Linked DNA regions of Mus musculus: region 2 is linked to region 1. The links are chromatin loops, found by intact Hi-C in ENCODE. Cell type or tissue: left cerebral cortex. All regions are shown on one strand. Each heading gives the region's core, and the rest is flanking DNA. Links, peaks and the distances in the headings are about the cores only. Region 1 overlaps Gm41302 (a long non-coding RNA gene). Region 2 overlaps Rrm2b (ribonucleotide reductase M2 B (TP53 inducible)).

Region 1 (16,442 bases), core at 5,627-13,626:
CCCAGCATTTTACATCGGTTTTGGAGACCTGAACTCCATTCCCCAGGTGCATGAGGCACATGCCTTACTCACTGGACTGTCTCTCTAGTCTGTGTATTTTGGGGGTGGGGGTGGGGGAGGCATACCTCTCAGTGTAGTCCAGGTTGGCCTAGCACTCACAATTCTTCTATTTCAACCTCTCAAGGATTACAGATGCTGTGTCTCAACACCCTGAGCTCCGATGGTTTTAGGGATCAGTGTCACTGTAAGATGCCACAGATAGCTTTCTAGTTCTCGGGATGGAGCAGGCAGACAGACAAATGAGCAGGTGCTTCTGCCTCTCTCGTGGCCCAGGGAGAACCTAATGAGTGTTGTAGAGCCTCCCTTAGCACACAAGCTCCCCCACACCGTGTGTCTGTAGTCTCCCTTAGCACACACGTCCCCTAGTCTGGCTTGTCTGTTGGGTTGTTTTCTCACAGCACGACCAGGTCAGTCAAGATTGCAGAGTTGTCATGCCTCTCCAGGACCCCCGTCCCTGGGCATTTCCTACTGTGGTCTCAGCACCCGGGGCTTCAGTCTGTGGTGCTTTGATAAATATTTAACAATAGGCATTGCCTGGAGCTAGAGAAATGTCTCGGTTAAGAGCACTGGCTGTTCTTCCAAAGGACCCAGGTTCAATTCTCAGCACCCACATGGCAGCTCACAACTGTCTGTAACTCCAGTTCCAGGAGATTTGACACCCTCACACACACTTACAAACAGACCAGACACCAATGAGTATAAAAATAAATAAGTAAATAAATAACCAAAAGCAACTCACTGCACCTGCAGATTCTCTTGGTGCCAACAGCATCACCAACACCATTACCAAGTTACAAAACCTGGAGGTGGGAAGAAATGTACAATATGAGTTCTGACAGGGGCTGGCTCAGAACCCTGTGTTAGTGCTAGACCCAGCTCCTGGCAGCTACGGCCTAGTGAGCAGGGGGTCACAGGTATAACTACTGAAGACTTGGATGAGCAAATCAAACAAACAACCAAACAACCAAACAAACAAACAAACACTTGGGAGAGACAGAACAGCTCAGGGCCATGGCTCCTGTTTTATCGTCTCAGTGACTTCGTTCTTCTTCTCCTCTAGGGGAACCGAACACAGTTTCAGGGAAACTGCAGCCTCTGGGTGCTGTTAGTGATGTCCAACAGTCACAGCCATGACGTGTGCAGAGCATGGTGTGCAGACGGAGGGATGGTGTCAGAATCAAGACATAGGGCTAAAGTCACTAGTCATGGGGGAGAAAATAAATGTAGAGTCCTACCCAGTGTCACACACAGAGAAGGAAAAGGAGACCTCACCTTAAATTTACAGTAGAAGACGTCAATGTATCAGATCTTCATGTTTCCCACATAAACCACAGCTAGATAAGCAGTATGGTGATGCCTGTAATTCCAGAACTTGGGAGGTGGAGGCAGGAGGATCAGAAGTTTAAGGTCATCTTAGATTACTATGAAGATAAATAAAAGGAGGGAAAACAGAAGGAAGGAGGAAAGAAAAGTTATGGACAAATATAAATACACATTTTTGTTTGTCCAACAACAGACTGGAGAAATGAGTTTGGAGATGCTTGTAATTTCTAAATAATCTAATTGAGGATAGGAGCTGTCAAAGATCGCTGGGCCAACCAAAAACATCTGAAGTTTTTAAGGCACTGGTGATGTTTATATCTTATACCAGGTCTTGCATGTTATTTTAGATTTTCTTTTTAGAATCTTTTTAGTTGATTGTTTTGAGACAGGGTCTCACCCATACCTGAAGATGACCCGGGGCTCACTATGGAGTTCAGGCTGGCCTCAAACTCACAGCAGTGTTCCTGGATCAGCCTCCAAGTGCTGGGATTGCACGTGAGAGCCACCAGCCTGGATCTAGGGCTAGCGGACCTGTTTTATAAACAGGGGGTAAGCATCTGTCTTAGTAATTTTATGTATGTGGTGGAGGCGCTCGCCATCTTGGCACAGTAGAAGAGTGAAGCCAGATGTTGCAGCACATAACTGTTTGAAATGCATCCCCATGAAGTCAGCCTTGAACTCGGAGGGCTCCTGTGGTGCTGAGGCTTCTGAGAACTCCTCCAAGCTTCAGGCTATCCAATAAAAACGGAAACAGCCAGGGATCAAGGGGTGACCAGGGGCTGCCCCAGGGTTGTCCCAACTTCACATGGACTTGCAAGCGCTTGGTGGACATTCAGCTCCAGTACAGCATGTAGACTCAAGCAGGCTGAAGAATATGGTAGACATGCTGTGACCTCAGCACTCCAGAGGCTGGGTAAAGGGTCAAGGGTTCAAGTACAGTGTGAGCTGTGATGAGACCTTTCTCAAACAAAACAAAATAAAACAACAACAAAAAACATGTTAAAATAGAGCCGGGCATAGTGGCACACGCCTTTAATCCCAGCACTCGCAGCCAGAACTATACAGAGAAACCCTGTCTCGAAAAACCAAAAAAAAAAAAAAAAAAAAAAAAAAAAAAAAAAAAAAAAAAAACCATGTTAAAATAAAGTTGGAAAGAAAAAGAATATGCTATAAATGCAAGTCTGTATGTGCATGTGTGCAGTGTGTGTGTGTGAGGTGTGTTGTGTGTATGCATGTGTGTGTGTGATGTGTGTGTATGTGTGTGTGATGTGTATGGTGTATGTATATGATATATGTGATGTGGTTTGTGTGTGTGTGATATATGTGATGTGTGTATGTGGTATGTGTGTGTGTGTGATATGTGTGATGTGTGTATGTGGTATGTGTGTGCTGTGTGTAGTTTGTGTGCATGTGTGTGGTGTGATGTGGTGTCCTGTGAGAGTGTGTGTATGTGTGTATTATTTACTATGTATCTAAATTAAATTCTTTTGAAAGTATGAAAGCTCAACAGAGGGAGACCTACTCTCTACCAGACAAGATAACAGATTCTATACAAGGAGAACTCTTGAGTCACAGAGACAAAAAATGACAACAGACCCTGCATTTAGCAGCAGCAAGTGGTAGATCAAAGACTGCTCACCCACAGGGGAGGGAAGTCAAGAAGAAATTGGGAGGCTCTCTGAGACTAGACACAGAGTTACAGCCACAATCTGAAGTAATTCACAATATGAAATGAGAATCAGGAAAGGATGGTACAACCATTGTGGGAACTATTACCAGAGACAATACAGTAACTCAACTTAAAAGTTTAACTTCCTGGTTCACTCATTAGTTACAGAAGGAAAATACTTTTGTTTGTTTGAGATCAAGTATTACTATGTAGCTTGGACTAGCCTTGAATTCACAGAGATCTGCCTGCCTCTGCCTCCTGAGTACCGGGATCAGAGGTGTGTGTCACTACAAAATGGTTTTCTCCTCCTCCTCCTCCTCCTCCTCCTCCTCCTCCTCCTCCTCCTCCTTCCTTTAGTTTTTTGAGATAGGGTTTCTTTATGTAGCCTTGGCTGTCCTGGAACTTGCTCTGTAGACCAGAGTGGCCTTGAACTCAAGAGATCTGCCTTTCACTGCCTCCCAAGTGCTAGAATTAAAGGTGTAAGCCACCACTGCCTGCCTGTCCACCCCCTTCTTTATAAAAAATAAAATAAACATTGTAAGCTGATAAAGCAAAGTCTAAGACACCTGTTTGCAACAGTTAATTTCCATTGCTAGCTACTTGACATCCAGAATCACTTGGACAGACATCTGGGCATGCTTGTAAGTCTCCTTTCCTTCCTTCTTTCCTTCCTTCCTTCCTTCCTTCCTTCCTTCCTTCCTTCCTTCCTTCCCTCTTTCCTTCCTTCCCTCTTTCCTTCCTTCCTTCCTTTTTAGTTGTGAGTACCCCTGTGTGTCTGTGTTTGGGAATGTGCATGTGAGTGTAGTCCCTATCATGGCCAGAAGAGGGGATCAAATCCCTTGGAGCTAGAGTTACGACATCAGCTGCTGCCCATACTGAGGTCGTCCGGAAGAGCATGGAGCACTCTGAAGCATTGCACCATCTCTCGGGTCAGGGATTGCTTTAATTGAGTTAGTTGAGATGGAAACAGCCACCCACTGTGGGTAGCACTGTTCCCTGAACAGATTGCTTGAAAGAGAGAGAGCTGTGTGAGCACCAGAGTGTGCAGAGTGGTCTTAGTCAGGTTAATATTGAGTGACTGGGGACTCAGTTTAAACTAGCTCAGCTATACACTGGTATTTAGTTCACTGACAGGATAGGCTAGGGTGTGGCTACAACAGACTTTGTTTCTTCTTCCTTCCTTCCTCCCTCCCTTCCTTCCTTCTCTCCCTCACTCCCTCCTTTCTTCCTTTCCTCCTACCTTCCCTCCCTCCTTCCTTTGTTGCTACCTTCCCTCCTCCCTTCCTTCCTTTCCTCCCTCCCTTCTTCCTTCCTTCCCTCTCTCCCTCCCTCCTTCCCTCTCTTCTTTCCCTCCCTCCCTTCCTTCCTTCCTTCTCTCCTTCCTTTGTTCCTACCTTGCCTCCTACCTTCTCTCCCTCTTTCCCCCTTCCCTATTTCCTTCCTTCTCTCCTTCCTTCCCCCCCCCTCTCTCCTTTCTTCCTTCCCTCCCTCCCTCCCTTCCTCCCTCCCTCTCTCCTTCCTTCCTTCCTTCCCTCCCTCCCTCTCTCCGTCCATCCTTCCTTCTTTCCTTCCTTCCTTCCTTCCTTCCTTCCTTCCTTCCTTCCTTCCCTCCTTCCCTTCTTCCTTTCTTGCTTGCTTCTCTGTATATGGAAGCTCCTCTTTTGCCTCCAAAGGCTGACTCATTCCATGTAGGCACCATGGCTGCTGAATACTTTCTGCCAGCTTTCCCAATCCAGCCATCTGGGACAGGAGTGTGCAAACTTCCACTGCCACCTCCCAGAGACCCACAATCTTAGAAAGTGTCATGGCTACATTAAAATGGGATGCTTGACTGGCCCCTATAACTACACTGTATGATTGAAATCAGGGAGGAGTTTCCTCCCGAAAGGTGTGTGTGTGTGTGTGTGTGTGTGTGTGTGTGCACGAGAGAGTGTGGTGTGTGTGTGCATGTGGATGTGTGTGTGTGTGTGTGTGTGTATGTGCATGTGGATGTGTGGGTGAGTGTGGGTGTGCATATGTGGGTGTGCATATGTGGGTGTGGGTGGGTGTGCACGCTCTCGAGAGAGTGTGATGTGTGTGTGCATGTGTGTGTGTGTGTGTACTCGAGAGAGAGAGAGAGAGAGAGAGAGAGAGAGAGAGAGAGTGTGTGTGTGGTGTGTGTGTGTGCATGTGGATGTGTGGGTGTGTGTGGGTGTGTGGGTGTGTGTGGGTGTGCACGAGCATGTGCACTAGAAGCCAACATATTATTCAAAACAACTTATTTCCCTGCTGTGTTCCCAGGCAGTGCTACGGAACTGAAACAGGACTGGAACTCTGCCCGCTGCCCTGCGAGACTTGGAGCACGTGTTCTCCACTCTCTGCAGAGACACATAAGTCTCATCTAAGGCTCCCTCTCATGAGGCCAGTGGAAAATGCATGGGTGTGACAGCATGTGCTCCTGGAATTGGTGTGTCATCAGAACAAGGAGAAAGTATGAGGAGGCGGGCGGAAGAGCACACAGGGATGTGTTGGTGGCCATTTCCCAGGCTTCTCAGGAGCAGACTGGCTGATTCTGTTACAGAGAGTTTCCTTGACTGCATGGCGATTTATATCTTCACTTCAGCTTCTGCCATGGAGAGCTCAATAAATCAGTGTGTGGTTTAATACAAGTTGCACACAAGGAACGGAATGAACGTTTATGACTGAGAAGGTAAACAAAAAGAGTCGAAGGCTTGGTGATCATACTTTGAAACTGCCATGCCGAGGACCAATTCCAACTTGAGGAGTGAAGGAGTGGCCCACAACTGTGGAGTGGGCAGAGAGGAGTCTCTCAGAATCCTGCTGGTGCTCCGCTGAGGAGCCTCCAAGTTGGGGGGTTGGAAGCAGATTGCTTTCTCCATTTTTCACTCTCCCCTCCACCCACAGCCACAGAATGTAGGCACAGAGGTGGTCTTAGAGTGGGTCCAGAGAGATGGCTCAGCAGTTAAGGACACTGGCAGCTCTTCCAGAGGATCGGGGTACAAATCCCAGCATCCACATGGTAGCTCACTGCAGTCTGTAATTCCAAGATCTTACACTCTCACATAGTCATACATGTAGGTAAAACACTAATGCACATACAAGAAAAGGTAAAATAATAATAATTATTATTTTATTAATAAAGATCCTAGAGTTAATTACTTTTTGATTCAGAGACACAAACACAAGGAAATGGCTATGTCTGTAAAGCAAGATGACCAGAGCTGAGAACTTGATCCCCCAGGATGTAGAGAAAATAAATGTCTTGGGGGTCAGAAGGTTAGGAAGTCAGAGTCCTTGGGAAACGGCATTTTTCACTTTCTCATCTGTGACACTTCAGATTTAAGCAGTCTTAAAACCTAGAATTGAAATAAATTGAACTTTGAAAGGTAAGTGAAGCCAGGTGGTGGTGGCGCACGCCTTTAATCCCAGCACTTGGGAGGCAGAGGCAGGTGGATTTCTGAGTTCGAGGTCAGCCTGGTCTACAGAGTGAGTTTCAAGACAGCCAGGACCACACAGAAAAAACCTCTCTCAAAAAAACCCAAAAAACCAAAACCAAACCAAACCAAAACAAACAAACAAACAAACAAAAAACAAAAAAACAAAAAAGGAGGAGAGGAGGAAGAAGAAGAGGAAGAAGAGATCTAGTCTACCAAAGCAAAACAAAAACAGTAGAAATCAACAGATTTTGGAATTAGACTTTTAATTACTTAACAGTGAAATGGGTTTTAAAATAGTGAATTTTTTTTTTTTTTTTTTTGATGATCTCTCTATGTAGTTCTGGCTGTCCTAAAACTCACCAGGCTGGCCTCAAACTCACAGAGATCCACCAACCTCTGCCTCCTGGATGCTAGGATTAAAGGCATGGGCCACCATGCTTGACCTTTAAAAAAAAAAAGTATGTATTCTATAGCATAATGGCATAGTATATGAACATAATTTAAAAGAGATATACAAACATGAAAACCTAGACACAATATTTAACTTTGCTAATGTTAACACAGGACATAAGTCAGCCTTCAACAGTCACTGCTCCTATCTGCACAGACTGCAGCCCCTGGGGGACCTTCCCTGTGGGGGCTCTGCAGCCATGATTCACTGTGGCACCATCTCCCTACAGCCTCGCCCATGTCCTGGAAGACGGCTGTTATCTTGCTTTGTGTCAGAACAAATACACTTCTTCATTAAGAGTTTTGCCTGAGCAGAGCAGAAGCAGTAGGTGTGTTTTGAAAGCGGCAAACTGCAATCCCACATTCCAGAAAAGGACCAAAGCTGCTTGAGGAAGAAAGGACTGTTTCAGCAAAGTTTACAGAGCATCGTGGAGATGGAACTCAAGGCAGGAACTGTGCAGAAGCCACGGAGGATGCTGCTTACTGGCTTGCTCCCATGGCTTCCTGTCGTATACCACCTGGAACCACCTGCCCAGTTCTTTAGCACAGACTGGAAGCCTCAGAGCTTTACACTGACATTGGTTTCAATAAAAGCCTCATAGTGGATGGTACCACGGTAGAAATGCCTGTGTGTGTGTGAGGGGGGAGTTCACATGGAAAGAGAGGAGGCAAGGGGTAGCTGAGAAAACGGAACTTTTTAAGGAACACTTCCTTCAACGTAGTCTGTAAGGAGGGACTCAGCCCCGTCTGCTGAGAAAGAGCCCATCTATTCACAGGGGCAGGTACCCGTGTCCTCAGATACTCCTTGTGTGATGCCAGCACTGTTGCACTGGGAACTGAGTTTCAGCGTGTGTTCTAGAGGGGTCAGACACACATCTGATGACAGGAATTAGTCTCTACAGGTCACACTATATCAGAGAATATGTGTATGTTAGGACATAGGGTTTACAGACAATCAGAATGCACAGGAAGGAGTAAGAAGGCTCCTCCATGGGAGGTAGGTCCTGACAACGGCCATGACCAAGACCTGTGAGGGAGTAAGTCTCATTTCCAATGGACAAGAAATAGTTCAGTGAGTTAAGAAGAGAGCCCCGGGAGAAGTCTTCGACAATAGAGTCTTTAGTGCCTGATAAACATGATATTCCAAACCTGTTGGACAAGTCAGATTAGTGAGGGGGAAAAAATGTGGGAAAGCTAACTGTCTGTTTAGAAATGAGAACACTTCACAGAACCCAGTTCTCCCTTCGTTCCTCATACAAAAGTAAACACTAAAATAAGACTGGTGTTCAATTGTTTGTTGGACTGTAGAAGTAGCACTCGGGAGGCAGAGGTAGGCGGATTTCTGAGTTTGAGGCCAGCCTGGTATACAAAGTGAGTTCCAGGACTGCCTGGGCTACACAGAGAAACCCTGTCTCGAAAAAACTAAAAAAAAGCCGGACGTGGTGGCACACGCCTTTAATCCCAGCACTCGGGAGGCAGAGGCAGGCAGATTTCTGAGTTCGAGGCCAGCCTGGTCTACAAAGTGAGGTCCAGGACAGCCAGGGCTATACAGAGAAACCCTGTCTCGAAAAACAAAAAAACAAAACAAAAACAAAAAGTACAAACATAAGATATAATACAGAATGATGTAGCAAAACGCAAGACCCAAGACTGTGAGGCAAGCGCTGATACGTGCTTAACCGACCGACTGAGTGTCGGAACTCTGGGATGCTGCCTGCCCACACCATGCTCTCCCGAGGACACGCTGAGCAGCCGTCCGCTGGGGCAGAGATAGCACACAGGGTGAGCCGCCTTGCAAACTTTCTTATAAAACACAATGCACTCCTGTTATATAATCCAACAACTGTGTTCTGGGGTGTTTTCTCAAAGATGTTAAAAACATATCCATTACAAAGTCTGTACCCAAATGTTTGTAAAAGCAGTTTGTACTTAAAGTTATCTAAACAGGGAAGCAACTGAGAGGTCCTTTAAAAGATGAATAGTTAATGAACGAGGGTCCATCCCCACAGTAAAATATTACTCACCACGAGAAAGAAATGAGCTGTCAGAACATGGGTAGAAGGGGGAAGGGAACACAGAAAGAGCTAAGCTCACCAGACTGAAATGCTATTTCCCAGCCGACTCCGGCGCGGAGGACAGTGTGTGGACAGATTGTGATGGGCAGGCAGAAGGGCAATAGAAGGGAATCGAAGTGCCGAGTGTGACCCGGTCAGGGCAGCAAAGACCTTGAGTGCCAAGTCACAAAACCCACAAGTCAATATTGACGCACCAGGGAAGACTCTGACTTCTCCCTTGATGGACCTGCCACTTCTGGGTATTGGCTGATGACTGAGCAAGGCCAGCTAAAGGGCGTCCCCTAGTGGCAGGTTTTGGAGTCTCTGGTTGCATCAAAGCGGAAAATTCCAAAACTCTTCAAGAATGCAGTCAAACTAGGAATGTGGATAGTGAGTGATGCAAGCATGTAGCTGGTTCCACATAGGAAAGGCCAATGAGCAAAGGCCCTCACTGGAAGACACCGCCTGGAACCTTGGCCTGCGCAGTTAGGAAGAGACAAGGTCCAGCAGCTTCCCCTCGGCAGGGTTGGTGGATTCTGCTCCTCCATGTAGCTCAGATGCTTAGCGTCTGGCCTCACAGACACGCCCATTTGTGTATAGGCAAATTTCCAAGTCTAAGACATAACTAGTAGATCTTGATGGACATCATAGGGTTAAAACTCTTCAGAACCCATCAGTGCAGCCAACTCAAAGGCATCAAAATTTACAGCAAAAGCCACGCTCTGAAGTCATTGCTACAAAGAAGCGTTCTTTTTTTTTAATTAGGTATTTTCCTCGTTTACATTTTCAATGCTATCCCAAAGGTCCCCCATACCCACCCACACCCAATCTCCTACCCACCCACTGCCCCTTTTTGGCCCTGGTGTTCCCCTGTACTGGGGCATATAAAGTTTGCAAGTCCAATGGGCCTCTCTTTGCAGTGATGACCGACTAGGCCATCTTTTGATACATATGCAGCTAAAGACAAGAGCTCCCGGGTACTGGTTAGTTCATATTGTTGTTCCACCTATAGGGTTGCAGTTCCCTTTAGCTCCTTGGGTAATTTCTCTAGCTCCTCCATAAGGGGCCCTGTGACCCATCCAATAGCTGACTATGATCATCCACTTCTGTGTTTGCTAGGCCCCGGCATAGTCTCACAAGTGAGAGCTATATCTGGGTCCTTTCAGCAAAATCTTGCTAGTGTATGCAATGGTGTCAGCATTTGAAAGCTGATTATGGGATGGATCCCTGCATATGGCAATCACTAGATGGTCCATCCTTTCGTCACAGCTCCAAATTTTGTCTCTGTAACTCCTTCTATGGATGTTTTGTTCCCATTTCTAAGAAAGGGTAGAATGTCCACACTTTGGTCTTCGTTCTTCTTGAATTTCATGCGTTTGGCAAGTTGTATCTTATATCTTGGGTATCCTAAGTTTCTGGGCTAATATCCACTTATCAGTGAGTACATATTGTGCGAGTTCCTTTGTGATTGGGTTACTTCACTCAGGATGATACCCTCCAGGTCCATCCATTTGCCTAGGAATTTCATAAATTCATTTTTTAATAGCTGAGTAGTATTCCATTGTGTAAATGTACCACATTTTCTGTATCCATTCCTCTGTTGAGGGACATCTGGGTTCTTTCCAGCTTCTGGCTATTATAAATAAGGCTGCTATGAACATAGTGGAGCATGTGTTCTTCTTACCGGTTGGGACATCTTCTGGATATATGCCCAGGAGAGGTATTGCAGGATCCTCCGGTAGTACTATGTCCAATTTTCTGAGGAACCGCCAGACTGATTTCCAGAGTGGTTGTACAAGCTTGCAATCCCACCAACAATGGAGGAGTGTTCCCCTTTCTCCACATCCTCGCCAGCATCTGCTGTCACCTGAGTTTTTGATCTTAGCCATTCTGACTGGAGTGAAGTGGAATCTCAGTGTTATTTTGATTTGCATTTCCCTGATGATTAAGGATGTTGAACATTTTTTCAGGTGCTTCTCTGCCATTCGGTATTCCTCAGGTGAGAATTCTTTGTTCAGCTCTGAGCCCCATTTTTTAATGGGGTTATTTGATTTTCTGGAGTCCACCTTCTTGAGTTCTTTATATATATTGGATATTAGTCCCCTATCCGATTTGGGATAGGTAAAGATCCTTTCCCAATCTGTTGGTGGCCTTTTGTCTTATTGACGGTGTCGTTTGCTTTGTAGAAGCTTTGCAATTTTATGAGGTCCCATTTATCGATTCTTGATCTTACAGCACAAGCCATTGCTGTTCTATTCAGGAATTTTTCCCCTGTACCCATATCTTCAAGGCTTTTCCCTACTTTCTCCTCTATAAGTTTCAGTGTCTCTGGTTTTATGTGGAGTTCCTTAATCCACTTAGATTTGACCTTAGTACAAGGAGATAGAAATGGATCAATTCGCATTCTTCTACATGATAACCACCAGTTGTGCCAGCACCATTTGTTGAAAATGCTGTCTTTTTTCCACTGGATGGTTTTAGCTCCCTTGTCAAAGATCAAGTGACTATAGGTGTGTGGATTCATCTCTAGGTCTTCAATTCTGTTCCATTGGTCTACTTGTCTGCCACTATACCAGTACCATGCAGTTTTGATCACAATTGCTCTGTAGTACAGTTTTAGGTCCAGCATGGTGATTCCACCAGAGGTTCTTTTATCCTTGAGAAGAGTTTTTGCTATCCTCGGTTTTTTGTTATTCCAGATGAATATGCCAATTGCCCTTTCTAATTCGTTGAAGAATTGAGTTGGAATTTTGATGGGGATTGCATTGAATCTGTAGATTGCTTTTGGCAAGATGGCCATTTTTACAATGTTGATCCTGCCAATCCATGAGCATGGGAGATCTTTCCATCTTCTGAGATCTTCTTTAATTTCTTTCTTTAGAGACTTGAAGTTCTTATCATACAGATCTTTCACTTCCTTAGTTAGAGTCACGCCAAGGTATTTTATATTATTTGTGACTATTGAGAAGGGTGTTGTTTCCCTAATTTCTTTCTCAGCCTGTTTATTCTTTGTATAGAGAAAGGCCATTGACTTGTTTGAGTTTATTTTATATCCAGCTACTTCACCGAAGCTGTTTATCAGGCTTAGGAGTTCTCTGGTGGAATTTTTAGGGTCACTTATATATACTATCATATCATCTGCAAATGTGATATTTTGACTTCTTCCTTTCCAATTTGTATCCCCTTGATCTCCTTTTGTTGTCTAATTGCTCTGGCTAGGACTTCAAGTACAGTGTTGAATAGGTAGGGAGGGAGTGGACAGCCTTGTCTAGTCCCTGATTTTAGTGGGATTGCTTCCAGCTTCTCGCCATTTACTTCGATGTTGGCTATTGGTTTGCTGTAGATTGCTTTTATCATGTTTAGGTATGGGCCTTGAATTCCTGATCTTTCCAAGACTTTTATCATGAATGGATGTTGGATTTTGTCAAATGCTTTCTCAGCATCTAACGAGACGATCATGTGGTTTTTGTCTTTGAGTTTGTTTATATACTGGATTACATTGATGGATTTCCGTATATTGAACCATCCCTGCATCCCTGGGATGAAACCTACTTGGTCAGGATGGATGATTGTTTTGATGTGTTCTTGGATTCGGTTAGCAAGAACTTTATTGAGGATTTTTGCATCGATATTCATAAGGGAAATTGGTCTGAAGTTCTCTATCTTTGTTGGGTCTTTTTGTGGTTTAGGTATCAGAGTAATGGTGGCTTCATAAAATGAGTTGGGTAGAGTACCTTCTACTTCTATCTTGTGGAATAGTTTGTGAAGAACTGGAATTAGATCTTCTTTGAAGGTCTGATAGAACTCTGCACTAAACCCATCTGGTCCTGGGCTTTTTTTGACTGGGAGACTATCAATAACCGCTTCTGTTTCCTTAGGGGATATGGGACTGTTTAGATGGTCAACTTGATCCTGACTCAACTTTGGTACCTGGTATCTGTCCAGAAATTTGTCCATTTCGTCCAGGTTTTCCAGTTTTGTTGAGTACAGCCTTTTGTAGAAGGATCTGATGGTGTTTTGGATTTCTTCAGGATCTGTTGTTATGTCTCCCTTTTCATCTCTGATTTTGTTAATTAGGATGCTTTCCCTGTGCCCTCTAGTGAGTCTGGCTAAGGGTTTATCTATCTTGTTGATTTTCTCAAAGAACCAGCTCCTTGATTGGTTGATTCTTTGAACAGTTCTTCTTGTTTCCACTTGGTTGATTTCACCCCTGAGTTTGATTATTTCCTGCCTTCTACTCCTCTTGGGTGAATTTGCTTCCTTTTCTTCTAGACGTTTTAGGTGTGTTGTCAAGCTGCTAATGAGTGCTCTCTCTAGTTTCTTTTTGGAGGCACTCAGAGCTATGAGTTTTCCTCTTAGGAATGCTTTCATTGTGTCCCATAAGTTTGGATATGTTGTGGCTTCATTTTCATTAAACTCCAAAAAGTCCTTAATTTCTTTCTTTATTCCTTCCTTGACCAAGGTATCATTGAGAAGAGTGTTGTTCAGTTTCCACGTGAATGTTGGCTTTCTATTATTTATTTTTTTATTGAAGATCAGCGTTCTTAGAAGTGGAATTTAGCAAAGTATGAGAGAAGTACACACAGGCTCCAGCCTCCTCAGGACTTGTGCCTCTATGGGCTTTGGACAGAGTCATTCCCTCTACACCTCTGTCTAAGCAAGGAGGTTTTCCCAGGGTGTGGTCTCCCCAGGGTGATCCATCAAGGACTAAAAGGGCTCCTGTCACGAGGAGCCGCCACTTGGATGAAAACAGTCCCCTTTCCTATAGAACCTTTTCTTTTCATACTTCATTAGCATTTGTTGGCACATGCATTTAATCCCCTGCACTCTGGAGGCAGAGGCAGACGGATCTCTGAGTTCAAGGCCAGCCTGGTCTACCAAGGGAGTTCCAGGACAGCCAGGGTTGCAAAAAGAGATTTGTCCTGAAAAAAAACAAAACCATCAATAATAACAAAAGGTTTGTTAACGTGCATGCTAATGGTGTGATGTTCTGTACACGCGTGTAGCATGTGCTGATCAATTGCAACCGTCCTTTCTCTAACCCCCCCCCCACACACACACACACCCTTACCAAGCGTCAGCAATCACTGTCCAACAAGCAGCTGCCTGCCTTTGAATCTTCAGTATAGACAGAACCTGTGGTAATCAAGTTTCCATGTCTGGCTTATTTGATGTCACTTAATAGTCCCAGTTCTTACCTTGCTGAAAATGAAAGGATTGAATTAACACTTTCAGTTGAAAATGCTCCATTAATTAAATATCTTATTCATCGTCTTCATTCATCTGTTGTTGGACACCCATACTGAGACTTGAGATTAGACCTCATTTTGAGGGTTCAGTTCATCACACAGGGTCCTGGCAGCAGGGTCCCGAGGGAGCACCTGCAGCCAGGGATGATGCAGAGAGAGATGAACGCTGGTGCTTTGCTCCTTTATTCAACCAGAGGCCACGCCATGGCCAAGCTGCCCACATCTCAGATAGATCTTCCCACTTCAGTCCACCTAGTCTTAAAAACCTCACAGATGAGCCTGGAGGTCTGTCCCCTGCCATTATAACCAGGCTCACAGGAGGGACAAGCTCCAGGCTGAGATAGCAAAGCCAGTTAATACCAGAGATAACCAGATGGCGAGAGGCCATTAAGCACAAGAGCATAAGCAACAGAAACCTATGCCATTTGGCACCACCAGAACCCAAAAGATACTTCCTGGAATATGTTCTTGTAACTTTATTTGTTTAATTAAATATGTTTATTTATTTTTAGTGTTTTGAGACAGTGTTTCTCTGTGTAGACCTGGATGTCCTGTAACTTACTCTGTAAACCAGGCTGGCCTTGAACTCAAAGATCTGCCTGCCTCTGTCTCCTAAGTGCTGGGACTAAAGGTGTGTATTGCCTGGCTTGTTGTTGTTTTCGTTTGTTTTCCAGATATAACTAGAGACCTGAGTTGAGATAATTCTGTATCCTCCCACCCCCCCTTGCCCTCTCTAAGCACTAGATTTACAGGCATATACTCCACACCTATTTATTTATTTTTTCTTTAATTTGTATCTTACGTGTATGAATGCTTGCCTGCATGTGTGCATATGTGCAACATGTGTGTGCTTGACCCTCCCGGAGGCCAGAAGAAGACAGACAATACCCTGGAACTGGAGTTACAGGCAGTTTTGAGCCTCCTGATGTAGGTGCTGGAAACCAGATCCAGATCTTACGGAAGAGCAGCAAGCGCTCTTAACCCCGCAGCCATATCTCCAGCTCCTACCTCCACACCAGTTTCATGCAACACTGGGGATTGATTCCCAAGGCCTGACATATGCCAGAAATGCCACCTCTCAGTCACGACACTTTTAGCGTCTGTCTGTGTCACAGTTTTGAATGCACTTTCAATAGTCAAAATGGCAGCTCAGGGGCTCGAAGCGAACAGTATTAATTAATACCTTTCAGTTACCCGTCTTTGCAAAGGGGAACTCTGACAGTGCCTGCTCTTCTGTGCCCAGGTGGGCCCATCCAACCCTAAGGCAGATTCCAGAACTGACCCACTCCTTGCTGAGATCCTAGGGAGAGCTGCCCAACATCTAAAGGTGACAAGCAGGCGGCCTGACACATCGGCCCTGCTCCTGAAATTGGTTAGGCGGTAACAAAAAAAAAAAAAAAAAAAAAAATCTCACCGGTTGCCTCATCCCCTGTGGCACAATATCGCCACCTGCTGGCCAAAATGCCACAGTGAATTTGTGCACATCAAATAAGGACCCGTGCTCCACTATGTTCATAGCAGCCTTATTTATAATAGCCAGAAGCTGGAAAGAACCCAGATGTCGCTCAACAGAGGAATGGATACAGAAAATGTGGTACCTTTACACATGGAGTACTACTCAGCTATTAAAAACAATGAATTCATAAAATTCTTAGACAAATGGATGGATCTTGAGGCTATCGTACTAAGTTAGGTAACCCAGTCACAGAACACACATGGTATGCACTCACTGATAAGTAGATATTAGACTAGAAGCTCAGAATACCCAAGATATAATTCACAGACCACATGAAGCTCAAGAAGAAGGAAGACCAAAGTGTGGATATTTCTGTTCTTCTTAGATAGGAGAACAAAATACCCATGGAAGGAGTTACAGAGACAAAGTGTGGAACAGAGACTGAAGGAAAGAACATTCAGAGACTGCCCCACCTGGGGATCCATCCCATATACAGTTACGAAACCCAGACACAAGAAAGAAAGAAAGAAGAAAGAAAGAAAGAAAGAAAGAAAGAAAGAAAGAAAGAAAGAAAGAGGAAAAGAAAAGAAAAGAAAAGAAAAGAAAAGAAAAGAAAAGGAAAGGAAAGGAAAGGAAAGAAAAGAAAAGAAAAGAAAAGAAAAGAAAAGAAAAGGAAAGGAAAGGAAAGGCTGGGCGTGGTGGCTCACTCCTTTAATCCTAGCACTTGGGAGGAAGAGACAGGAG
Region 2 (16,442 bases), core at 5,070-13,069, 800 kb before region 1:
CCTACTCCATACAGTACATGGATGCATTGTTTACAGTAGCTACTTAAAGTTCTTTAACAGTCTCGCTTGTCTTCTGCGTTAGGGACTTCACTGTGACTTTGCCTGCCTGATGTTTCAGTACTTGGTAAACAAGCCTTCAGAAGATAGAGTGAGGGAAATCATTGCTGATGCTGTTCAAATCGAGCAGGTAAGTGCTGGAGTCTAATGTGGTCGGCATATCTCATCGTCACATGACCACATCCTATTTTTTTTTTTTTATTTTTTTGGCTTCATTTTTGTTTTATGTCCATGGGTGTTTTGCTTGCATGTATATCTATGCTCCACATGCATGCTTGCTGCCCATGGAAGCCAGAAAAGGAGTCAGGTGTCCTGGAAATAGAGATGCATATGGTTGCGAGGTATCCTATGAGTGCTGGAAATCAAAGCCCAATCCTTTAGAAGAGCATCCAGTGCTTCTAACCACTGACCAATCTCTCCAGTCCCTGTATTTTGTTTTTAAAACTTGTTTGAAAGGTAAGATATGATCTTGTGTGAGCTAGCCTTGAACTCCAGAGCTAATTCACACCTCTAGCTGATCCTCCTGGTACTGTGCTAATGTACTCAGAAGCATTTGACTATTAAGTTGTCATTTGTAGGTCAATGTGAGCAAATTCATGTAGTCCAGTTTGACAGTTATGTTAGTGTCTTTTCTATTTCTGTGACAGAACACCAACTTACAAGAGAAAAGCATTTGATTTGGGACTCAAGATTGCAGAGTCCATGACTATCATGGTGGGGAGCATGGCATTAGGCAGGCATGGTGCTGGTGTTTATATACTAGCCGAGAGTTTATATCCTATCCACATTAGGAGGCAAAAAGGCCTAACTGGGAGTGGCATGGGCTATCCCCAGTGACACACACACACTTCCTCTAACGATGCCACACCTCCTAATCATCCCCAAACAATCCCATCAACTAGGGACCAAGTATCAAAATAGATGAGCCTATGGCGGCTGGTTCTCATCAACCACGAGAGTACTGACACGTGATGTATTGAAGTTGTTACCTCAGTTTGTAATTTTGTTAAGTTAGTCTTCATTATATATCAGGGTTTTTTGTATACCTGGTTTATTTCAGGGCTATATTTTGTTTTAATTTATTTTAAATTAATTTAAATATATATTTTATAAAATTATATAAATATATAATTTAAATAATTATATTTAATGTATCTTTTAAGTATTATTCCATAACAGACATTTTAACTATTGTATATATGTGTGTGTATGTGTGTTTTTGTGTGTGTCTGTTATTTTCTCTGTGCATTGGTGTTTTGCCTGCATGTATGTATATATGTACATATATGTATATATGAGGGTGTCAGATTCTAGAACTGTAGTTTCAGACAGTTGTGAGCTGCCATCTGGGTGCTGGGAATTGAAACTAGGGCCTTTGGAAGAACAGCCAGTGCTTTTATCTGCGGATCCATCTCTCCAGCCCTTATTTTTATATTCTTTACTATGGAATGGCAGTTTTTGTTTCATAGTTTCAATAACATAGCAGTTTGCCTAGCTGAAAACAAACTAAACAGTCACAAAATGAGTAAGTAAGTGACTTAGTGAGGTAAACTTAGCTTAGGACCTGCAAAGCTTTGTGACTAGAGACAACTTGATAATCTACTTACATGTGTTTTGTATCACTCGTAAGAACTAACTTAAAAATGAAATTTACTTACCTTCTTTTTAAAGAGTACGTACTTTGTAGGATGTTTTTCATGCTGTGAGGGGAAGGCTGCACATCTTGGCATCTTCTACCACTTTGAAGATGAATTTCATGGTTAATGTGCTTCCACTTTTCTCCATTTCCACTTTACCACTCACTGTCTTTCAGTTGGACTTCAGTTTATCTTCCAACCTCCAAATCCATGTCTGTCCATTCTCATACTCTCTGGAACCGATGTCTCTCTCTCTCTGCTCCTGTTGCAGTCATGCTGCCAAGGTGGTGGTCTTTGTAGAGCTGTCTGTAGAGCTGTCTGCAGGATAAAGCATTCTCCTCTTCTCTGTTGAGGAGATCTAGAAGCTAGGTCCTAGACATTGAAGGATCCAGTAATGTGCTATTTTCTACTTAACTTTGGTGCCCCGAGAATGTGAAATCATACGATTAATACTATCCCAAACATTTGTAAACAGATGACTATCATGTGTCATGTTAAATTTATTCTGGCATACCTTGCCTTGAGTAAAATCAGTGTCTAGAGTATGAATAATTCTAAACTCCTCCATGTTAGTCACTTCCTCTGTGAGAAACTTAAGGGAAGAAGTACCTATTTTGGTTCATGGCTCAGAAGATATTGTCATAGCAAGGAAGGTTCTAGTAGGAGCTTAAAGTACAGCTTGTTTAGATTTTGGCAGACCAGCAAGTAGAGTTGGGATGGGGAAAAGGCCTTCAAGCTCACACCCAGCGAACTATTTCTGCCAGCCAAGTCTGAGCTCTTAAAGGTTCTATGGCCTTTCTACACAGGTAGGGACCAAATGTTCAAACGCATGAACATGTAGGGGGCATTTCAGATTCCAACCATAATACTTTATATTTGGGAAATGTATGCTTATTTTATTGTTATTTTTTTGTTCCTTATTCTGATTTTGTTTGCATTCCAGGAGTTTTTAACAGAAGCCTTGCCTGTTGGCCTCATTGGAATGAACTGTGTTTTGATGAAACAGTACATTGAGTTTGTAGCTGACAGATTACTTGGAGAACTTGGATTCTCAAAGGTAAATAAAGTGTTTTAAAACATGTGACTAGTGGTTTTAGTTACTGTTCCATTGCTGTGAAAAGATGCAAGGCAGCTTATCAAAGAAAACACGTGGTGGAGCCTTGTTTACAGTTTGAGAGGGTGAGTCCGTGGCTGTCATGCAGGGAGCAGAGCAGAAGGCAGTCAAGCCTGGTGCTGGAGCAGGGGCTCAGAGCTACATCCTGATCTATCATAGACAGGAAGCAGAGAAAACAACTTCAAAAAACACATCCACAGTGACACACCTCCTCTAACAGTCCATACGTCCAGCTCACCAGCTCAAAACCAAACATTCAAATATATGAGCCTCTGGGGTCTATTCTCATTCAAACCACCATACTACCAATAAAATGTTATAGGCAAATAAGGTCTCTAAAGTTAATTTTACTGAAAGTGTTGGAGTCTGCCAAAAACCCCTCACTCATAAAGACCACAGAGACTGCCATCGCTGCAAACCGCAAGAGGTTTTTATTAATCCAACATGTTGCCCCCCCCCCCCCCACCGGTCTCAGCACGCAGGCCAGAGGAGAGACCCCGAATGAACAAAGAACACACTTTTTATACCTTCTAAAGGGAAGATTTAGGCAACAGGTTAGCTGGCTTATTCTTTTGTGTGTTTGTTTTGTTTTTTGAGACAGGTTTTCTCTGTGTAGCCCTGGCCATCCTGGAACTCACTGTGTAGACCAGGCTGGCCTCAAACTCAGAAATCTGCCTGCCTCTGCCTCCCAAGTGCTGGGATTAAAGGCATGTGTCACCACTGCCCGGCTAGCTGGCTTATTCTAATTGGTGTAGCAAGTAACCCTTTCAGACATTGGTTGGTTTGTATAGGGTGACTAAGTAACCCTTTGGCCTAGTCCCTCACTCTGCCTGCTCTTGTGGTTTTTCAGCAAAGCAGCAGAATGTTTTGAACTTATGGGTCAGCTAGTAACATCACAGCTATTATGTCACGGCTATTAACATCAGAGTAATTCTAGCAACAAGGTCAGGGTGGTTTGTGTTTTTTTCAGAATTCAGTGTAGGGTGGGGTAGAGGAATTTTTCTGAAAACTGTTATTTTTGTTGTGGTTATTATTCAGGGTCTCTAAACTTAGTCCTCAGGGTGGTATAATAATCTAGGCACTATCTGAACCAAAACACAAGAGACATGGTCATTCTGACCACGGAAACTATACAGTCTGGAAGTCCCTTCAGAGGGGGGAGGGGCTGGGTGGTCTTGAATTTATTTTGGATTCTACAAAAGCATTTGTAATACATTAATCTACTTTTAAAATACAAGGGACACATTAGATGTGTGATGTTTATCTGTAACTCTAACATTTCTAAGGATCGAAAGTTTGTGGCCAATCTGGGGTACCTGCCCCATCTCTGATAAACAGACAAATACATAAAATTTGTAGGACAGAGACTTGTTTTATAAGGAAAAAATGGTTTTGCAAAAACCTTTGAAACTTTAAATGAAACTGGGAACAGCCATCAGAAACCCTCAGTACCTTAGTGGAGCAGTGTGGCTGTAGGCGACTATGAAGTGGAGTCCTGCCCTCTGGGTTTTGCCATTTTGCCCTTGCTGTGAGATTTAATTTGGATTCTTTAGAATGTCTAATGGCGTTTCTTTTCTTTCCAGATTTTTCAGGCAGAAAATCCCTTTGATTTTATGGAGAACATTTCATTAGAAGGGAAAACAAATTTCTTTGAGAAACGAGTTTCTGAGTATCAGCGATTTGCAGTCATGGCCGAAACCACAGATAATGTCTTCACCTTGGATGCAGATTTCTAAAGCCCTCCTCATTTAAAAAAAAAAATCTATAGAATTCGGCTGTGGTAGTACATGCCTTAGTCCAGTCCTCAGAGGAAGCTGAGGGCACGTGGATCTCTGGGTTTGAGGATGATCAGGGATACATACTGAGATCTATCTCAAAAGCAACAGAACAGCGAAAACAAACAAAACACATGGAAACCTGTTGTTGGTAAATAGCAATCTATTTTTGTCTTTTTGAAACTTTCAGTATCTCATTTAAGGGAATGAGAATTTGAATAGAAGGAAATATAAAACTAAATTCTAAATGATTTAATTTTATCTAAATGTACTTCAGTTTATTTATACAATGAAAGTGTGACCAATATGTCTTTTTTTTTTCCTTTTTGTCATAAGCACTTAAGATGGCATTAAGAGCATAGATTTAGGAGTCAGGTATGAGCTTGATATTCTGGCTTACTCCTTGATGTGACCTTGGCAAGTCAGTTAGTCACTGTAAACGTCAGGATATTTATCTGTAAAATTTGTATAATAGTAAGTCCCAAGTTCATGGAGGTGACCAGAGGGCTAATATACAGAAATAGTTTGTTTATCTAATACTTTTATCTCCACTGCCTCACCTGCTAATTAATATTAGTGAGAAGATCAAGTACAGTGGCGTTGTGATGCAGTCCACTCCTCGCCAGAGAGTGACTGAGGGGTGGATTGAGATAAAGAATTCATTGAATCTTTGTGGTTTTAATGTTTGCAGGAGGAATATAAGGGTCTCCTTAGAGAGATCATAATTCTTGTCAACTGCTTTGAATTCATTAATCTGCAGTAAAGAAATAATATATAGCTCTTAATTGCTTATCGTGGGAGGCTTATGGAGTAGTAGACTCCAGGTTACCATGGTTGTGGTTCTTGTAAGCAAAGTGATTCTTCTTTAGGAATTAAAAGGATAACTGTTGCCAGGGACAGCCCAGGGGTGTTTAGAACCTGGATTGATGGGCATTTCTCAAAGTTGTCTTCTCAAACCTGGTAGATCTTCAGAGTTCTTGTGATGGAAAAAGAGATGCAGTCAGTGGGCTTGGGGAAGGCTGAGCATTCCATCCCTGCCTAGAATGCAGTCTGCAAAGCAGCTGCCCACATGTACACAACACAAGGCTGTCAGCACCTCCCACAGCTACTGAGTGCACTGGGGAAAGCTGTCCTAGAATCATTTATACACACTGGAAATGGAGAAAAGAAGGGAGGTGGGAGGGACTAGTGAACCATTTTGGATTTGTGCCAATCTGAGAAAGTGATTTAAGGTTGACGTCATCTTTATATCCTTATACTCTTAAGTCTCTACACTGTTATAAAGGAATGTTCTTTTAATGGACTGTCTATAAGGGAGATGGAAGTCTTTCTAAGAAAGATGCAGAGAGGCCAGGAGCCAGGACACCTGGGCAATGTGCCCTTCCTCATTTTCAGGAAAGTATCAAGAGGAAGCCTAAACCCCATCAAACCCGGTCCCTGGCTCAGTAAAGTTCCTGCTACTCAAGTGTGAGGTCCTGAATCCAGATCCCTAGCATAGCACACACGCACACACGTACACATGCACACACGCACACACCACCTGTACATGCACACATATGCACACACACAGAGTACAAATAAAATGATGGCAGCTGAAATTCAGAGGTTTATCTCTGTTGAAGTTTTTATTCTATTTGCTCTACAACTATCTGATCAAAACTCGGAATCCTAAATGAATGCAAGCCATACTTCCATTGTTAAAGGGAGCACCAGAAATGAAACATGGCTCTGTGCTTCCCATTTGTCATGTTATCACCCAGTAGCCCTCTAAGCACGACAGAGTAGCTATTACTAAAACATGGAGAGAGGAAGGAAGGCATCAGAGAAGCTGAAAAACTTAACTTTACAGGCACTGTCCTATAATATGTTGAGACTGTTACATCCTTTAAACTTCATCCATCATGATTTATTTTGTCTATTCTTTCATTAATTAAACTATTGCATACTACTATAACAGAGTATCAAAATATCATAGAACTCGGGGTATGTGGGTAGTATATTCCAAGGTATTCATCCACTATTATACAAAAACAGCTAAAACTTAAATTACCACAGACTGAAAGAAAACAGTTTTAAAGGTGTACATTCTCAAAGTTTTAAACCCGGTTCTTCATAAGTAGTGACAGGAACCTTTATGTGATACATGTTAATAGTAGCAATAAGCAAAACTGTATTTGAAAGAAGTCTTAATTCTGAAAAACTGAATTCTTAGTACACTGTTACATTACTACTCTCAGTATTCTGTATCCCTTCAGTGCCTCCAGGTTGCACATTTATTTATTATGTTTAGTATTTTGGTTCTTAGATATGGAAAAATCAAGTTATAAAATATCTTTTTAATATCTCACAGATAACAAAAAAATCAAGGTAATGCCATCTCTCTCTCTCTCTCTCTCTCTCTCTTTTTTTTTACAGTACATGCGTTTCAAAGAAGTGCAATTTGTCCTAGAGTTATGTTTTTATATTTCAAGATGATAAACAGCTTTGTTATGACCATAGTTTAAATAAATGTTTCAACACCTAGAATCATGATGTAGAGGAACTTTGGATGAATTTTTTGCAGGGCTGAGTTTCAATAATTAAGAGTTATTTTTGTGGATAGATCACTCCCAGCCATATCTTATTATTTGAACCTGTTACAGTTGTTTCATTTAAAAATCTCCAGATTCTATTTATGTAGCTACTTTATTATGTTTATTTTCCTTCTTTTAGTTGGTGTCTCATGTGGTCTGGCCTGGATCTCACACATAACCCTCTTGCTTCAGCCTCCCAGTCCCTGGGGTTATTGGTGTGTGATGCCATGCCCAGCTACCACTTTATGTTCTGTGCATGAAGAAATGTAGTGTTCATATTTAAAAATAATTTAATATTCAAAATTTTGTATTTTATATTTAAATGTTATTATGTCATTTTCAAAGACTCCAGATTTTTTTCACAATTAAGCAAAGACTCCAATGTCACTTCATTGATATGGAAACTCTTGATGGGCTACATTCAGGACAAATTAGTTCTAAAGTCAAAAATCATGTTTTGAATTCACTGAGGGAGTTGTCACCCAGCTCAGACAGAACTTGGGGCTGGTAATGATCATTTAACTAAATTACTAATTATTTAAACAAGTTTATTAGACATGGTGTTCCTAAATATATTTTGTTAAAATACATTATGGTAGTAAAACCAATTCTGCATGTAGAGTTTGAGGTTTTTTTGCTCTGAAAAATTATGACTTTTAAAATAAAGTTTACTGAAATAAATTGTGTAGTTATATCATTTTGTACATTTTTAAATGGGTATGACAATGTTTTTGGTTTGTACAGGCTCCCTCAGTGTCAACCGAAGGGAGTGTATTGTATTTCTAATTGTGCGTTCAGGTCAGTACAACACATTTATATGATTTGTTCAGGTATTCAAGCCACCACAGTTCTGACATCTGCCTACGACTCTCAGACCCTTCACTCGCCCAGGCCCACACCCTATCTTCCTCTTTTTGTTTCATTTATTTTCTTCTAAGACCCTCTAGACCAGCAGTTCTTAACCGGCGGGTCCCAATCCCTTTGGCAAACCTCTAACTCCGAAAATATTGCCATTACAATTCCTAACAGTAGCAAAATTACAATTATGAAGTAGAAATAAAAATAATTTTATGGTGGTGGTCAGCACAACATGAGGAACTGTATAAAGAGTTGACTCAACAGGAAAGTGGAGAACTCCCTCATCCACCACGTTACTACCAATTATTATTTCCAATCTCCTGAACTCTTCCTCCCCTGTATTTCATCAAGTATACACAAATCTAACAAGTTCTCCAGCACTACTCCAATGGAACAATCCTAGTTTTCTGTGTCTGCCCAGTAGCAAGTCAAATGCTGTAAAGAAAAGGTCATAGAATAGGGTTGGTGAGATGGCTGAACAGGTGAAAGTGCTTGCTATGCAGGCCTGGTGACTGGATTAGATCCGAAGAACCTACATAAAGATGGAAGGACTGACTCCCTGATGGTTGTCCTCTGACCTCCACAAATGCCCTGCAGTGTGCACTCTCACACTCACACACATACACAACAGTAACACATCAGAATGCTTAAGAAGTCATATAATGGATCAAAGTAGATTAATTCTCTATAAACTCATGATTGTCTGCTTCAACACAGCACAATCTGGCAGTCCTATTGCAGTTGTCTGGTAAATCCATTCTCCATTCTCCACTGTCTTAATTGGGGTCTTAATGGCTGTGATGAATCACTGTGACCAAAAAGCAAGTTGGGGGGAAAGGTTTATTTGGATTACACTTCCACAATACTATTAATCATCAAAGGAAGTCAGGACAGGAACTTAATCCCGGTAGAAACCTAAAGGCAGGAGCTGATGCTGAGGCCATGGAGGGGTGCTGCTTACTGGCTTGCTCAGCCTGCTTTCTTCCTTTCCCTTTCCCTTTCCCTTCCCCTTCCCCTTCCCCTTCCCCTTCCCCTTCCCCTTCCCCTTCCCCTTCCTTCCCTTCTTTCTTTCAAAGATTCATGTTATTTTTTATTTTCATTTATTTATTTTGTTATGTACACACTGTTCTGCCTGCATGTATGCCTGAAGGCCAGAAGAGGGCATCAGATCCCTTTACAGATGGTTGTGAGCCACCATGTGGTTGCTGGAAATTGAACTTGGGACCCTGGAAGAGCAGCCAATGCTCTTAAACTGCTGAGCTATCTCTCCAGCCCTCAGCCTACTTTCTTATAGAACACAGACCCAGCAGTCCAGGGATAGTCCACACACGATGAGCTGGGCCCTCCCACATCAGTCATGAATTAAGAAATGCCCAACAGGCTTGCATGCAGCCTGTACTATGGAGGCATTTCTTTTTTAACTGAGTTCCCTCCTCTCAGATAACTTTAGATCCTGTCAGGCTGACATCAAACCATCCAGCACACCCACCACTGTTTTTTCATACTTTCTCCTTAGCGTCATTCCCAAACCTCTGAGCGCCATACTCTTTGTGGACCTTTGACACAGAGATTCATAAAAATTAGCAGAAGATTTGACACTATAGAAACCCTAAGTCTAGAACCTAAGAAGTTGGCCATGGAATTCTGTATAAACAACATGACTGCTCGTTGGTCTGATAAGGGGAATGTTTTTATTTTAGATACGAAAAACATATCAGCCAGAGGCTTCTGGAAGAGTCCAGAGAAGAGAAAGAAACTAGTAGAGTGAACATAGCTAGGGGGATGGATCTGGCCAGAAGAGATGCAGGAGCAGAGAAAGGGGGAGAGGAACACAGAGAGAGGGATGGTGTGGGAAAGCAGAGAGAGGAGGAAGAGGGAGATGGGGTTTGGAAGGGGCCAGGCAAGGGAGCAGAGCCAAAATAACAGGGTTATAAGGAGAATGAGTAGCTGGGAGAGGGAAGACTGAGTTTTGGAATTTTAGGGGAGGAAGGAGGTGAGAAGAGCTAGGATGCTATTATAGACTTTGAAGTGTGTAACTTGTACTTGTGATACTGAGGGAGCCTGGAAGCCAGCATGAACTTGTATGCAGATAAGCAAAAGGGATAATTATTTGTCCCTTCTGCCTTTTGAAATGAGGAAATGGAGTTTCCTTTGAATCTGACATTGTGATAAGGGACAATGTAATCTCTTCTGTAACTGCTTGTCAGCTGAAATTAGGATGTTGTTATGGGGGCCCAGGAAGGCTGGCATATGGCTCCAGGACCAGACTGGGAAAAGTATTTAGGCAAGAGCAGGGGAGATCTATTTTGCTGTCCAGGTTCTGAAGGACCACCTGGGGTGTCAAAGGACAGGCTGCTTCGGAGCCGTCTCAAGTGTTCATCTAAAGCAGGGGCAGTGGGCAGTGGTTGGAGACCTGAGAAACTTTCATTAGAAGCATATGGTTTACTTCGCCTTTCAGCAAGGCCAGAGATCTCTGGTTCTCCAGAACCACTTGGGGCTGGCACGTTGCGGGCAGTTTTGGAGCAGTTTGCAGGCCCTGGCTGATTCCTGGATGCTGTCTGTCGACTGAGTAGAAATCTACTGAGGCAGATACAGTCTAGGGATACAGATAGGGACAGGAGGTGACATTCAGGAGCTTAGAGAAAAATCTTTGTCTTGGGTATCCACTTGAGACTTCCAGGCCTGTGGTCCTGATAGTTGGAGTGGCGGTGGTGGTAGGAGTCCCAAACCTTGAGAAATGCTAAAGCCCACCTTCAAGGATAGGCAGTAGATAGGAAAGCTCAAGCTGTTGACTGGCAGGAGGACTTCTCTGGAATCAATTTGACCTATACAGGTGGATCTGGATGCAAGTCTCAACTCCCTGGAGCTTACATGGATTTTTGAAGTTTACAAAAAGAGATAAAAGTTCTAGATTTATTAGCATGACTGCTGTCTGTCATATGCACTGAAATCCTCATTGTAGAAAAAGCAGTCAACCAGTGTTCTTCACTGGAGTAGACTCACGCCTTTAAATCATAGCAAAAGCTTGGGGACCCAAGAGGATGGTTTTGTGTTAAGTAAGGACATTTTTTTCCCTCTGTCCAGAGAACTGGATACACACACACACACACACACACACACACACACACACACACACACACACACGGGACTCCTACAATGTGTGTGTGTTCATGTGTGTGTGTACACAGTTGCATATGCATATGAACATTGAATGTCTCAGCATAATGAGAAACACTTTAAAGTCTATACTTAGACTTAATTTATTTAAGTTTCTGAGACTGTGATTATAGTAGTCACTAGTGCTTTACCAAGGCTAGATTAATAGCTTGTCAGAACTCCACTGATTAATATGTTAAAACTCTCACCTTAAAAAAAAAAACCTTTGAACTTTAACTTTGAACTTTTAAAATCATCATGTATCATTAAGTCTAACTTTTACATACCTTAAATTACTTCCTTAGACCCTTACAACTTACATAAGCTTGCATATCCTCAGACCTTTACAACTTGCGTTTACACATATTAAATCATTTTCTTAGACTCTCACAGCTTAAATAAACTTTAAATCTTTCTTCCCCATCCAATCGTTTACCGTTAGACATAGGTGGTTGATTCCTGAGAACACTTACTTGAAAAGCAAGTTCTTTTAAATAAATGACTAATATAAAGTAAATTTTAGTAATAGCAGTAACATAGCTTGAGTTTGCTTTTACATTATGAGTTGTATTAGTTTCTCTCTTTTAGTGTGAAGCCTGTGCGTCTCCCTTTCTCAGCAGGAGACCTAGTAGCTCTAGAAAAGACATGGCTTCATTTTTATATATGAAATAGACTGACCAGGTAGCTGCGGCCAGAGGGGAGAGAGGCTGGCTACTTGCTGCTTCTAAGGTGATAGCTGCAGTTGCCATCAACATCGTCAGAGATCTGAGAAGGATACATTTAAGGAGGAAATATAATCCAGATAGACTCCGTATCAGTTAAAATGACAGACTTATCTGCTACCTGGATTGTTTGTTACCTTGGGCTCCTCTGTGGTTTTATTGTGAGCAGAGATTCCAGGATGGCATCACACTTCTGCCATCAGGCCCAGAAGATCCAAGAGTCTGCCCTGTAGATGAGGAACTTGAGAGACTGACTTACTTTGGAAAGAAGGACAGTAAATTCTTCAGTGTTCTACTTGTACATAGTTTGGGCAGCATCCTGGTGGCAGGCAAGGTGAAAGACAGTTCTCCACCCTGGGTCAGTTCTTGCCACACTTGAAGCAAACTCCAGGTGCTATCTATTTGTACCACTTCATTTGTGGAGGCCACTGAAGGGTCACTGCCAGGAGCTAGCATTTCTGTCTACCACAGGAAGCTTTTCCGTAATTTCCTGTTTCTCTTTTCCATTGAACACCTTAAATGTCATATTCAGCAGATCTCTCTGAGAAGATTGAGGGTCATCATCTAATGTGTTAAGTATATCTGGGTGTAAACAAACTTTGTTTTAGTTACATGCTTCAGTGTTGTGGTAAATATTATTTGGGGGTTTCTATCCCACCTTAGATCATTTAGTTCTCAGTTAAAAAACACAACGTCTTTATACTTATAATAAGCCTTAAAGCACTAGAGCTGGGCAGAAATCAACCCTCTGCGCTGCTTCCCTGTCAATAACCCTGAGATATCACTGGTCATTCTGCCTGGCTTTCTCCTAGTCCTATAGGCTGCCCCCCATGGCTGTGCATTCATGATCTGCCTATCCCTCGGTGACTTTCTTTCCCTGTATTCTTTCTTCTCTCCTTCTCATCCCAGCCTGAGACTCCAAGCCCCAGAACTTTGCTCTGCTCCGTACCTTCTGCCCAGCTCAAGCTATATACATTGTTATTAGTCAGGGGTAGCCTGGGGGCAAGGTTTACACAACAAAAGTTGGTATATACAAGGATCTCTTCATCTTACAGCATCTTGAGGTACATACAGAATTTAACATTTGAAAATATATTAGCACCAGACCAACCCACTACACTTCAGGCGTAGCCTTGACAGCATATTCAGAGGCTAAATTTTGGCCCTGTAAATAAATTACATTTGTACTTAGCACACATTGAAGCATTGGGTCATTTATAAGATGACTATTAACTTTTGTGTCATAATTTATCAGTTAACAGTTTATAACAAGATTTATAAGATTAGGATTTTACAGTTTTATCCCTGTTAAGTTTGAGTCTTAAGAATTTGAATTAAAGATCCTTTAGCATCAAAATAAAACTTTAAAACACATGTAAAGTCCATAGAGAGGCTGGGAAGTTGATCTTCATGATCGTTTTATAGTGTGCCTCTACAGAATATCACGGTTTCTTGTATGACTCAGTTTATCCAAATATCTAAAGTGTCACAAAGTTAGCAAAGACAAAGAAACCAGATGTGCAGCTTTAAGTTAGTTTCTGCAAGTCTGGATAGACCTTAGGATTTATAAACCTTATTTACCAAACAGACCTATTCATGCAACATATGTTGTTCTTTATCTAAAAATTTCTAGAAGCTTCAGTGTTGAATACAACAAAGACATCTGTGGCTAGACTTACATCTTATAAGTCAGTGTCTGCTAATTTGAGTAGACCTTTGTAACCTTAGAAATGTATAAACATTTTTTATCAAACATACCTTATTCACCAAATATATGTTTTTAGTAAATCCTAATTTTATAGATAAGATTGAATCCAAGTTACATGTACAGTGTGCTGTAGCAGACCTACTTTTAAAGCAGGAGTTGAATCCAAGTTACATATAAGCATGCTCGAGCTTGTATAATACCTATGTATAGATTTTTAAACCTTCTGTTATATTTTTAAACTTTTTATTGACTGTTTGTGAATTTCTCATCACATACCTCAATCCCATTCATCTCCCCATCCCTTCGTATCTGCCCCCTTCAACCCTCCCCCCATAAAAAAAAGAAAATTAAAAATTAAAAACAACAGCAACAATAACAGAAGACCCTGTTGTGGAAGCTGTGGTGTGTCATAGTGTGTTCCACAATATACCCTTTTTTCTACATGTCTTTACTTGCAAATATTCATTGCAATGAGTTATTGGTCTGCTCTCATCTGCTCCACAATCAATACTGGACTCTCACCAGGACTCCTCTCCAGTATCCTCTTGTTGCCAGGTGTCATGGAGATACTGCAGCTTTAAATTGGCTGGACCAGCCTGTTCACATACTCCAGCAGTTCATTAATGGGTTAGATGTTGGAGTGGGCCAATCAAAGCCTTGGATCTGGGCCTGGGTGGTAGCTGAGTTGGTCAGCCCACCACTTCTTCCATACCTACACACCAGGCTCAGCTCTCCAGCAGTATCCTGGCTAGACCATCCAGTGCCACAGCCAGCAAGGGGTGGGGCCAGTTCTCCCACTCTCATGTCCTTGAGCCGGCTTACCTGTTCCTTCACCACCAGGGCTAGCTTGACTGTGTTACCCAGGTGAGGTACAAGGCTCACTTTCCCGATCTCCCTCTCATTGCAGATGAGGGGCAGGGCCAGCTCTATGGCATTCATGCCTCTTGTTACAAGTTTTAAGCTATTTTTTTTTTTTTTTGTTAAACGTTTTATAGACTTTTAAAATTATACCCAAAAGAGAGCTTACAAATCTTGAGATAAAGAGAGGTTACACAATAGTCTTACAAATCTTAAGATAAAGTTTATATTTTAGAAACATTTTTAGAGTTAAATAAGAAGAGGAATCTTTACATAAAACCAAGAAGAGAGTGTGCGATAAGAAGCAGGCGTTCCTACAGGGAATAGTTTACATCCGAGCTGTTCTACAGCATGCTCAGTGTCTTTTCTTGTGCTGCTCTGATTTGTTCTTCTCCCTGTCACAGAGTCGGGTGGCTCTCCTGACTGTGGACAGAGATTTTGAAGAAAACTTTTAAACAAGCATGTTTAGGTCAGGGGTGGGGTGTAACTCAACTCCAAAGCCAGCTTTCTTCCGAGAGTAGAATATAATAAAACATTTCAAAAATATTATGCACACCCAAAAGTCTCTTGAATTTTTGTTAAGACTGAATTTAGCAATTCAGAGGCGAATAAAGCAGAGCAAAGAAGGCTTAGAGATAAGAGATTTTTGTGAATGGAGAGCAGAGGTAGTTTATAGATAAGAGATTTGGGGATCATTTACTTGTACCATGGCAGACATTGTTATAATCTGCAAGAATTTGGAAATTTAGTGTGCCATCTTTGGCCACTGAGCCATTTGCAGTGAGACTGACCCACTTGAGAAGACCTACAGGACAGCGAGGCTCAATGGAATCTCTGAGTATGAGGACGGAAAGAGATTAGAGAAAGCAGGTGACTCGTATAAAAGCCCATGGTTAGGAGTTAGGAGTGGCTTAGGGGAAAGGGCTGTAGACAGGAACTGCCCCAGAGGAAGGAATAGTCTAAGAAGCTCCAGGAAGGAGCTGAGGCCATGTGGGGAGGGAGATCAAGGATGGGAGAGAGAAGGCAAAGTGTCCTGGTGACAAGAATGTTAATCCAGGGTATCTCCAAGTGACTTTTCAGAGAGAAATGTCCCAAATCATATCTCTCTCACGGGATAGGTGCCCAGTAGGTTGAGCGATGCTACTTGGCTCACTGGCATCACTTTTGTAGCAGAGGTAGACTCCAGTAGCTAAGAGACAGGGCAGCAGGCTCAGAAGTGGCACTAGTACCAGGAGAGAGACAAATCCTTTTCACATATTGGGCACCCACTGGGACATAATAGAAAAGAACAAAAAGAACTATACAAAGATTCAACCAAGGGCTGGAGAGATGGCTCAGTGGTTAAGAGCACCGACTGCTCTTCCAAAGGTCTTGAGTTCAAATCCCAGAAACCACATGGTGGCTCACAACCATCCGTAATGAGATCCGATGCCCTCTTCTGGTGCATCTGAAGACAGCTACAGTGTACTTAGATATAATAATAAATAAATTAAAAAAAAATCAACCAAACCAGGAGCTGTTTTTTTTTTTTTTTTGAAAAAATCAACAAGATAGATAAACCCTTAGCCAGACTAACTAGAGGGCACAGGGACAGTATCCTAATTAACAAAATCACAAATAAAAAACAGAATCTGAGGAAATCCAAAACACCATCAGATCCTTCTACAAAAGGCTATACTCAACAAAACTGGAAAACCTGGATGAAATGGACAATTTTCTAGACAGATACCAGGTACCAAAGTTAAATCAGGATCAGATTAATGATCTAAACACTCCCCTATCCTCTAAAGAAACAGAAGCAGTCATTAATAGTCTCCCAACCAAAAAAAGCCCAGGACCAGATGGGTTTAGTGCAGAGTTCTATCAGACCTTCAAAGAATGCCTAATTCTAATTCTCCTCAAACTATTCCACAAAATAGAAACAGAAGGTACTCTACCCCCAATTCATTCTATGAAGCCACAATTACTCTGATACCTAAACCAC

Evidence for each region. A loop is a pair of places that touch in the nucleus more often than their neighbours do. Peaks named below come from ENCODE experiments on the same cell type or tissue, not always from the same donor. Only the 100,000 strongest peaks of a DNase experiment are listed, where the experiment ranks them.
Region 2: it touches region 1 in a loop (4-fold over the local background); 15 of 42 quality-filtered maps call a loop at or near these places.

The regions. Positions count from the first base shown.
Region 1 is chr15:37,113,485-37,129,926 of GRCm38, reverse strand. Gm41302 (a long non-coding RNA gene) reads left to right here. Exons shown (of 3, transcript XR_875170.3): 3 at 5,333-5,900. Among named protein-coding and RNA genes, the nearest start is that of Gm41301, 14 kb to the left of the region's middle. In left cerebral cortex, for the core only: a CTCF peak has its summit at 9,296 (motif pointing left); DNase peaks (open chromatin) are centred at 5,827, 7,293 and 9,296.
Region 2 is chr15:37,915,347-37,931,788 of GRCm38, reverse strand. It overlaps Rrm2b (ribonucleotide reductase M2 B (TP53 inducible)), which reads left to right. Exons shown (of 9, transcript NM_199476.1): 7 at 83-187; 8 at 2,638-2,751; 9 at 4,392-7,837. The coding sequence ends at 4,544. Among named protein-coding and RNA genes, the nearest start is that of Gm35019, 16 kb to the right of the region's middle. In left cerebral cortex, for the core only: a CTCF peak has its summit at 9,153 (motif pointing right); a DNase peak (open chromatin) is centred at 5,699.